Regions from separate parts of the Homo sapiens genome. Here region 1 is linked to region 2. A link is a loop called in an ENCODE intact Hi-C map of the cell type or tissue named here. Cell type or tissue: HepG2. All regions are shown on one strand. Links, peaks and the distances in the headings refer to the core of each region. The heading gives the core; the rest is flanking DNA. Region 1 has its middle 270 kb from the start of RBMS1. Region 2 has its middle 320 kb from the start of TANK-AS1.

Region 1 (4,402 bases), core at 156-4,155, 74 kb after region 2:
GTGGAGCCTACAGAGGCAGGCAGGCCTCCTTGAGCTGTGGTGGGCTCCACCCAGTTCGAGCTTCCTGGCTGCTTTACCTACTCAAGCCTCGCCCCTCCCCCAGCCTCTCTGCCACCTTGCAGTTTGATCTTGGACTGCTGTGCTAGCAATGAGCAAGGCTCCGTGGGTGTAGGACCCTCCGAGCAAGGTGTGGGATATAATCTCCTGGTGTGCCGTTTGTTAAGCCCGTTGGAAAAGTGCAGTATTAAGGTAGGAGTGACCCGATTTTCCAGGTTCCATCTGTCACCCCTTTCTTTGACTAGGAAGGGGAATTCCCTGACCCCTTGTGCTTCCTGGGTGAGGCGATGCCTCACCCTGCTACGGCTCATGCACGGTGCGGTGTACCCACTGTCCCACACCCACTATCCGGCACTCCCCAGTGAGATGAACCCGGTACCTCAGTTGGAAATGCAGAAATCACCCGTCTTCTGCGTCGCTTACGCTGGGGGCTGTAGACTGGAGCCGTTCCTATTCGTCCATCTTGGCTCCACCCCCCCCCCAGATATGTCTTAATTAGGTTCTCCTATAAGCAGGGCATGAGAAAAAGTCTTAAGTACTGATTATTGATAAATTTGGGGATGAGGAAGAGTAGAATGAGTTGAAAAGGGGGAAACTGACAATATTAAGGTTGCTGCTCTAGGAACTAGGAGCTTGACATCTGCTGCAATCTCCTAAGAAACTATAATGGTCCTCCCAGCCTTGTCCACCTGAGGATGGGGAAACCTCAACATTTATCTACTTATTCCCATCTCCTGTTGGTTGTGCTTGTGCTGGGAACAACAACTCCCCTGTGGCACCAGAGAAAGTCCTGGAGCAAAAAGTAGAAAGATAAGAAGTGGAGTGTGCTCGAGGAGGGTCACTGTTCTGGAGATAAGTCTGAGTTTTCAGGGAATTGTCTGTTGTAGCTGCAGTTGAAATCATAGTAGGCCAAGGAAATCATAGTAGGCCAAGGGGATGTGACAAGATTTCCACCTGTGACCCCACAGGCAGCTGCCACAGGTGGAAATATTAGACTACGTACAGATATTCTCTCACAACTATAAATACCATATAAAAGTTAGCAATAAAATAGAGTGAAAGTGTGTAAAGTGTGTGTGTGTGAATGGGGAAGGGGTAAGTTCAGATTGAGTGATTTGGGAAGAACCCTCTGGGGAGGTGGCATTTGAGCTAATAGCTGAAGCATTTAAAGTAAGCAGGATGGATGCAGAGGAAGAGGATTCTGGGCAGGGAAGGGCAAGGGTAAAGGCCCTAAAATGGAATGATTGTGCATGTGTGAGGAGCAACTGACTGAGACCTACTGAGAGGAGAGAGCCTCTAAGGCCATGGTAAGGAGTTTGCAATTTATTCTAAGTCCTTTGGAAAACCATCAGAAGGTTTTATGCAGGGGGATGGTATGATCTTATTTGTTTTAAATGATACTATGAGCCTATAATGATTTTTTTTATTCATACATGTCAAGTATTCCTGAAGATTTCAATGCAGTTACACTAGATATCATTGGAAAAATATACCTTATTTTGTCTTTAGGCCCAATTATATATAAATCACTATCTTAGACTAAAATCCCAATCTCTTACATTCCACTATAACAAAATTTAATACTCATATTTCAGAATCCATAGAGAAAGCAGCAATAGCAATTAATGGATGTCATAGTTTTTCACCAACTTCTAGCCAAAGGCTCATTAAAGTGAGTCAGGAAAACAGTCAAACCATCATTTGAATAGAAGCTACCAAGACTGTTTAGAGACACATTTAATTCTAGCAGAAAGATGGTTGATTTTTAGGTATTAAAAAGTTTTTAAAATGTTAACATTCACAATTCTCATACAAACTCTTCAGGTTAATACAACTTGCTTTTTCATAAGCAAATTATTTTTATTGGTGATCCCATGGTTTAACAAAAACCCTAAACTGGAACATGGAATACTCAGCTCTAACATTAATTTGTTTTGCAACAACGAATGATTGATCACAAAGTGATCGCAAAGTATTTATTAAGCATCTCTTGTATATGTACTAAGAGTGATGAATTACAAAAATATCAGATATGGTCATGCCTACAAGGGTAAAAATATATAGTCACTACCTCAAATTTCATGTAAATGTGCAGGAAATACTGCATTGACACTCCAACACATGATTCTTAAAAAAAAAAAAAAAATGCTGGGCGTGATGGCTCACACCTGTAATCCTAGCACTTTGGGAGGCCAAGGTGGGTGAATCACAAGTCAGGAGTTCGAGACCAGCCTGGCAAACATGGTGAAACCTCGTCTCTACTAAAAATACAAAAAATTAGCTGGGCATAGTGGTGGGCACCTGTAATCTCAGCCACTGGGGAGGCTGAGGCAGGAGAATCACTTGAACCCAGGAGGTTGCAGTGAGCCGAGATCATGCCACTGCACTCCAACCCAGGTGACAGAGTGAGACTCCATTAAAAAAAAAAAAGAGAGAGAGAGAGAGAGAGAAAGAGAAAGAAAAGAAAGGAAAAGAAAAAGAAAGAAAGAAGAAAAAGACTAGGCTTAGACTAGACTCAGAAAAAATGTATCCTAATAATCCCTAATAAATGTGAGATTAGTTTTTTTTTTAAAGCTGTAAATTACATTTTCAAGAGTTAAGGTTTTCCTGCTTAATGAAATTCATTTACAGAAATCATACTGCACTGTTGCGTGAATATTCTGCTACCAAATAAACAATAGTCCATCCGTCTGAGGACAGTTGTAATCCTAATACTTTTGCTAGAATTGCAGGAGACACTGAAAACATCTTCATTCCTTGTGGCAAGTTCCCTCCAGACTAAGTGCTAAATATGATTCTGGTTTGACATATTCTCTCCCTGTGCTTGAGAAACCATAAACTCAAGTGTTCAGATGCTCAGATCCACATATATCAAGTAATTTTCTTGCTTTGCTGTTTTCACTGTCTTCAAGTATTTGTGATTCATTTTGGTTTCTTTGATTTATAAGTCAACATTTGAAAAGGTATAACTGCAAATGTGGGTAACTTTTTCAGAAGGGAGATTACTAGAAGAAATCTGGGATCAACAGGAAGTGAACCTTTGAGTTGAAATTGTCTTATAGGAAAAGTGATACATACCGTTGTATATAGCTACCAGTCTTGATAAGTTTAAGAGAGTTTGTATTTCCTTTTTATTTTACTACACCCTTCTCAGGATTTAGGAACAAAAATACCTAAGTTAAATATTGATGCTTATAGTTGGGTAAAGTCATTCTATAATTATTTGTCATATAGAAAGTCATTCTATAATTATTTGTCATAGTTGTCATATATTGCCATATAATCTATTTGGTAAATAAATTATTTCATGGGCTACCTCAAATAGCCAGCTTATAGACAGTTTATTACTCTTTATGTTAAAGTCAAGCTCAGACCTTTATACATGCAAAAAAAAAAAAAGAAGTAGGTCAGTTCGATGTTTTATAGAGACGGAGCTGTAATGTGAGTTTGGAGAGCCTAAAGAGGAATGGAAAAGAAAAGTTCACTTGCAGAAATGCATCAGGAAGCACCCATAAAGCAAAAACTAATAGTAATTACTCAAATGCATTTTAAATTGACAAATCACTCACCTCTGTAACTTCCTAACATTGCAGAGCTCGAAAAGACACATTTCAGTGGAAGGAACTAAAGACCACTTGAAAAGGAATGAAAGCATGTTGCCCTAAGCCAGATTGCAGCAATATGTTGACCTTGGGACAATGAATGATTGGTCACAAAGTGATCACAAAATATTTATTAAGCATCTAACAGATATCCGAGTTAGAGTGAGTTTTATGAGAAATCAAGAAGAGTTCCTCTTAAAGCACCTCTTGGAGAAAACAACACAAATTAGATCAAGAGGGGGAGAAAAATGGGGCCTCACCCAGTGATTAAAGAAAATGATAATGGGGTGGAGCCAACATGGCTGAATAGGAACATCTCTGGCCTACAGCTCCCAGCATCAGCGACGCAGAAGACGGGCGATTTCTGCATTTCCATCTGAGGTATCGGGTTCATCTCACTAGGGAGTGCCAGACAGTGGGTGCGGCACAGTGGGTGCAGCGCACCATACGTGAGCCAAAGCAGGGCGAGGCAAGGAGCAGGGCGAGGCAAGGGGTCAGGGAAGCACGAGGGGTCAGGGAGTTCCCTTTCCTAGTCAAAGAAAGGGGTGACAGATGGCACCTGCAAAATCGGGTCACTCCCACCCCAATGCTGCGCTTTTCCGATGGGCTTAAAAAACGGAGCACCAGGAGATTATATCCCGCACATGGCTCAGAGCATCCTACGCCCACGGAGTCTCGCTGACTGCTAGCACAGCAGTCTGAGATCAAACTGCAAGGCGGCAGCGAGGCTGGGGGAGAGGCGC
Region 2 (4,402 bases), core at 302-4,301:
GTCTATTTCTTCTTGTGTGAGTTTTGGCAGATATTGTCTTTCGAGGAATTTACCCATTTCATCTAACTTCTAAAATTTGTGGGCACAGAGTTGTTCATGGTCTTCCTCTATTATCCTTCTAATGGTTTTGATTTTTCCTTTTCCTAATAATTGGTGACTTAAGTACCTTTTTGCGTGATTATTGGCCTTTAATGCTTTAAAAAACATATCAAATATATGAGTCTAGCCAATAAATTTCCACTGGTTTTTCTGTGCCCTAAGTACCTGTTTATTGTTCTACTGGGGCAAACCAGCACTCAGTTTACCACTAGGGAAGGGAGAGAAACTGAAACATCACCATATGGCAGGTGCTTTTCCTCCATAATCCAGGTTCTTACCATTTTACTAAAATGACAAGTCTGTTATGTTCAAATGCCTCTTTGAAGATAAATGTTTAACAAGTACCTTAAATAATAAATACATTATATTCATATAATCCTGCTATCAAACAGGGAGACAAAGACTAGGAAAATGCACAAGCTCAGCCCATCACCTGAAAGAACCTCATCTTCCTTGATGCTGGAGCTGATTTTGAATGCACTCTATGTCCAAAAGATAGTTAAGATCAGTTCTTCACTATTAGCCTCAAATAGGCTTTCAGTCTATTACACAAATTCCAGAAAAATTCCTCTACTTTTTCCTTTCTACTATTCTCTTGGACAGAATAGGGTGAGGAATTAGGCTTTAATTTGTTTCTGTGACTTGTGGTCAAGGTAGTACATCCTATTTGCCCTAACCCCTCCCGTCTCCGCTTTTCAGAGTAGAACCTGTCTTTCCTTCCCTCCCTCTCTCTCCCTCTCTTTCCCTACTGTCCCTTACACTCTCTTCCTAGTGCTTCACTGCTGTGGGGCTGTAACTCTCAAGGCTAAATAAAATAGATAGGAAGCCCCACTGTGCCACATTTAACTTATTTTAAAATAAATGTGGTCAGAAGACAATAATGGAGACAAACTTCTTGCCATGTTGATTCTAGGTTTCAGAGAACTATTTTTTCCTCCATCGAACTATGTTTAAAAAATAACCGGAATTATGCAATAAAAGAATGGTACTCCCCATCCTGAATATATGCAAAGTTAAAAGAATATTATCTATGAAATGACTGCTTTTGTAAAAATTTCATTTAAAAAGATGAGATTTAGAAGACAGCTGAATTCCGTTTTTCCTCCCACCCTATCCACATATAGAAGATCTTCAAGTGTTCCTAGATTTGAGTGCAAAAGAGGACAATTTCTCTCCCGTTTATTCACAAAGTAGAGAACCTGGGCTCTGATAAAGGCTGTACCTCTTGTCCTTTGAGTGTCTTTTCACTTCCATCGGAAGCCTTAAAAGCGAGAGATAACTTTTTTTTTTTTTTTAGCATGGACTTACATTTAAACTCTGACTTTAGGGTGATTCTAACTTAGTTCTGAATCGATAAATATTTACCTTCTTTTAAACCTCAATATTCTTTGTCTGTTTAATATCCTCTAACACTTTGTAATGATTTGTAAACATCTGAAAAATATAAGAAAATGACAAAAAAGATGGGAAGTTTACCCAGGAGCTGAGCATATGGTTCAGCAGAGAAGTTTATGGAGACAGCTGGTATTATATGATATGACAGCAGAATTTTCTGTGTAATGTGCAGGGTAAACCTGTTTCCAGTAAAGCTCATAGAAGAAAATCTATATAGACATTATAACACCTTTGAGTTCATACTCTATCCTTTGGTAGCTATGTGGTCTTAATCATGCTACCCAACTTCTCTGAACCTTAGTTTTCTCAACTATGAATTGCAGATAACATAGACTAAATGAAATAATTTACATTATAGTGATTAAGTTTTAAGTTCCATACTGCTACTGTGTAAATGTGAAACAACAGGTTAGTGTATGTTGCCCTCTCTCCCACTTTCTCCTTGCTTCCTGTTTCAGTATAACTTATTAACTTATAGAGGTGATAGGACACTGCTGATGCAAATATTGAGCGTGTATGAATATGCTCACTCCCTACTCTTCGTTTACTCACTAGCTTGTTTTTCTATTTGATAATGATGTGATTTGTGTTAGTACATACATGCGTGCTTGGTCTTCTTTATAATGCTGGCTCACAGGTGTTAAATAAAGAGCTGACGTTTATGTGTTAGATACAGGGCTCATGAAGAGAAAAAGGTCTCAGGCTTGTCTTCATTAATCCTGGGTTACACTGTCTACATTCCTACCAGTATACCCAGTCAAGTTAGCTGTGTTAGTAAGATGATGAGGTTTACAAAAACATGGTTTTTCTCTTTGATTGCACTTTCCTTGTACTGTGTAGACAATGACATTGGGAACAAAGAGTCACATAATACTCATGTGTTTCTCTACTGCAGCAGCTAAATGTCACGGGCTTGTCCTCTAGTACCTTGGTGCTTAGACAAGACTACCATGTTAGCACAAAAAAGCAGGGCACAATGTTGACTTTGTGCTCAATCCTAGGCTGCTCTGGGAAGCCTTTGGAATGTACACATTATTCTCAAGGCTATTGAAAAGCCCACACAAAGAGATGGATTCTGTATACCCTCATGAATGGTTTGCTGTATACACCTTTCCTGGAAAGCTAAGGAAAATTCTCAGCCCCTGATTTCTGGCTGAGGAAACCATACCTCCAATCTGAGACTATCTGTTTGTTACATATGAACAGAATGTGGATTATGAATCACTTCACCAAACATTCAAAAACCACGTACACAAGAACCTGATCAAAAATTTAGGTACCTACAGTATTTTGTGTGTGTGTGTGTGTGTGTGTGTGTGTGTGTGTGTGTGTGTTATTCATGAACTCTGGGAGCTTACTTTGTGAGCCTGTTTTTCTTTTGCATACTGAAAGGGAAGGAGTCTTGTCTAAGAATTCAATTATATTAGAATACAAATTGGATTTTCAATGCTTTTGCTGGTTCATTGCGCTGTTGAAGGCTAGAGGTGATCACACTTTGTTTATCAGAGTTTCCCAGTTGCTTTTGGTGATGTAAATATAGACTAAGAACTTATTAGACTTATTAGAGGTTGAGTGAGTACAGGGAAAGTGAAATTTCTCTGTACAAAATATAAGTCTATTAGAAAACTGTCAGATTGAAGCAGGAGAGGAAAAGTGAAGAATCTTAATGGGAGAGATAGAGACCAGAGAAGAGGATGGCAAGCTCTGGCCTAAGGAATTCTGGCCAGTAAGGAATTCCCTTGGCAGGGAAATGATACTGGCATTTTATGAGTGAGGCCTACTACTAATTTTGAAGTTATTTCCTAGAAGATCCTATGCTATTTCCCTTCAACTTTAGTAAAACCTGATTTACACACTAGTGGTTCACCAGGAAAATAAAAGTATCCAAGTCTTACTTCCATGGCAGGGGGGATGGGGGTCAGAGGAAGGAGGATGGGGTATAGAAGGTGAGTTTCAGATTAGAGATCAAAATTCAATACAAGATATTGGAACCAGAGATAACTGGGGGAAATGTCAGACATACAAGAATCCGTGGAGACATGTGGGAGAAAGAGAAATGTTTAAGTTTCTGTATTTGAATATTAAAGACAAAAATGCTGCCAAAATGGAAGGAACTGGGGAGATAACCACCTCCAGAGTTATACTTGGGAGATACTAGAGCGACATGAAAGATACACACACACAAAACTTATTCCTCTACACGCTTTTGCATTTGCAACAAAATATATGAGGTAGGAATCTGGTCACATCCAACCCTCAAAGCCCCTGATTTGTGATGTTATACTCTAAGAAGAGTCAACATACATCTGGGAGAGCATTTCCAGATCATCTGGCCTATTCTCAAATACATTCTGCCCAGAGTCAGATCGTTTCAGGAATGTAGTATTAAATGATGTGGTTGCTGTGGTATGTTTCTGCTGCTGGGTCATGTTTCACATTCTGCAGCAATGAGGCCCACAGAGATAATCCCAGGAAACCTGTAGGCACTGGAATAAGACTGCCTCAGCTTCCAAGGAATTCAGTGTAGTGGGAGAGAAAGCCAAACACACTTTATCACAATAAAATGTGATAAGTGCTATAATAGAGATCTATATCAGGTGCTGTGGGAGCACAGAGAAGGGAGTCTTTTACTCTGCCTGGGGAGGACACAGGGAGACTGAAGGAAGCATTCCTCCACAAAGTGATGTCTGAACTGTCATTGATGGAAAGAAAAGGGAGAGGGGGACATTCCAGGCTGAAGGGAACAATGCCCACAAAGACTCAAGATGTGAAAAAGCTTAGAATATTCTGGGGACAGTATAGCCTGCCTGTTGGGGTTATCCAGAGGGAAACGGAAGACAAATGGCAGAGATGAAAAAGGAGTAGACATGCCAATGTTAAGAATTTGAACTGTATGGGGACCTACTTA

Evidence for each region. Peaks named below come from ENCODE experiments on the same cell type or tissue, not always from the same donor. Only the 100,000 strongest peaks of a DNase experiment are listed, where the experiment ranks them.
Region 1: a loop joins it to region 2, with 2.6 times the contacts of the local background. A loop is called at or near these places in 1 of 110 quality-filtered maps.

The regions. Positions count from the first base shown.
Region 1 is chr2:160,762,632-160,767,033 of GRCh38, reverse strand. No RefSeq gene overlaps it. Among named protein-coding and RNA genes, the nearest start is that of RBMS1, 270 kb to the right of the region's middle. In HepG2, for the core only: no CTCF peak of the experiment used is centred there; no DNase peak of the experiment used is centred there.
Region 2 is chr2:160,836,453-160,840,854 of GRCh38, reverse strand. No RefSeq gene overlaps it. Among named protein-coding and RNA genes, the nearest start is that of TANK-AS1, 320 kb to the left of the region's middle. In HepG2, for the core only: no CTCF peak of the experiment used is centred there; a DNase peak (open chromatin) is centred at 2,374.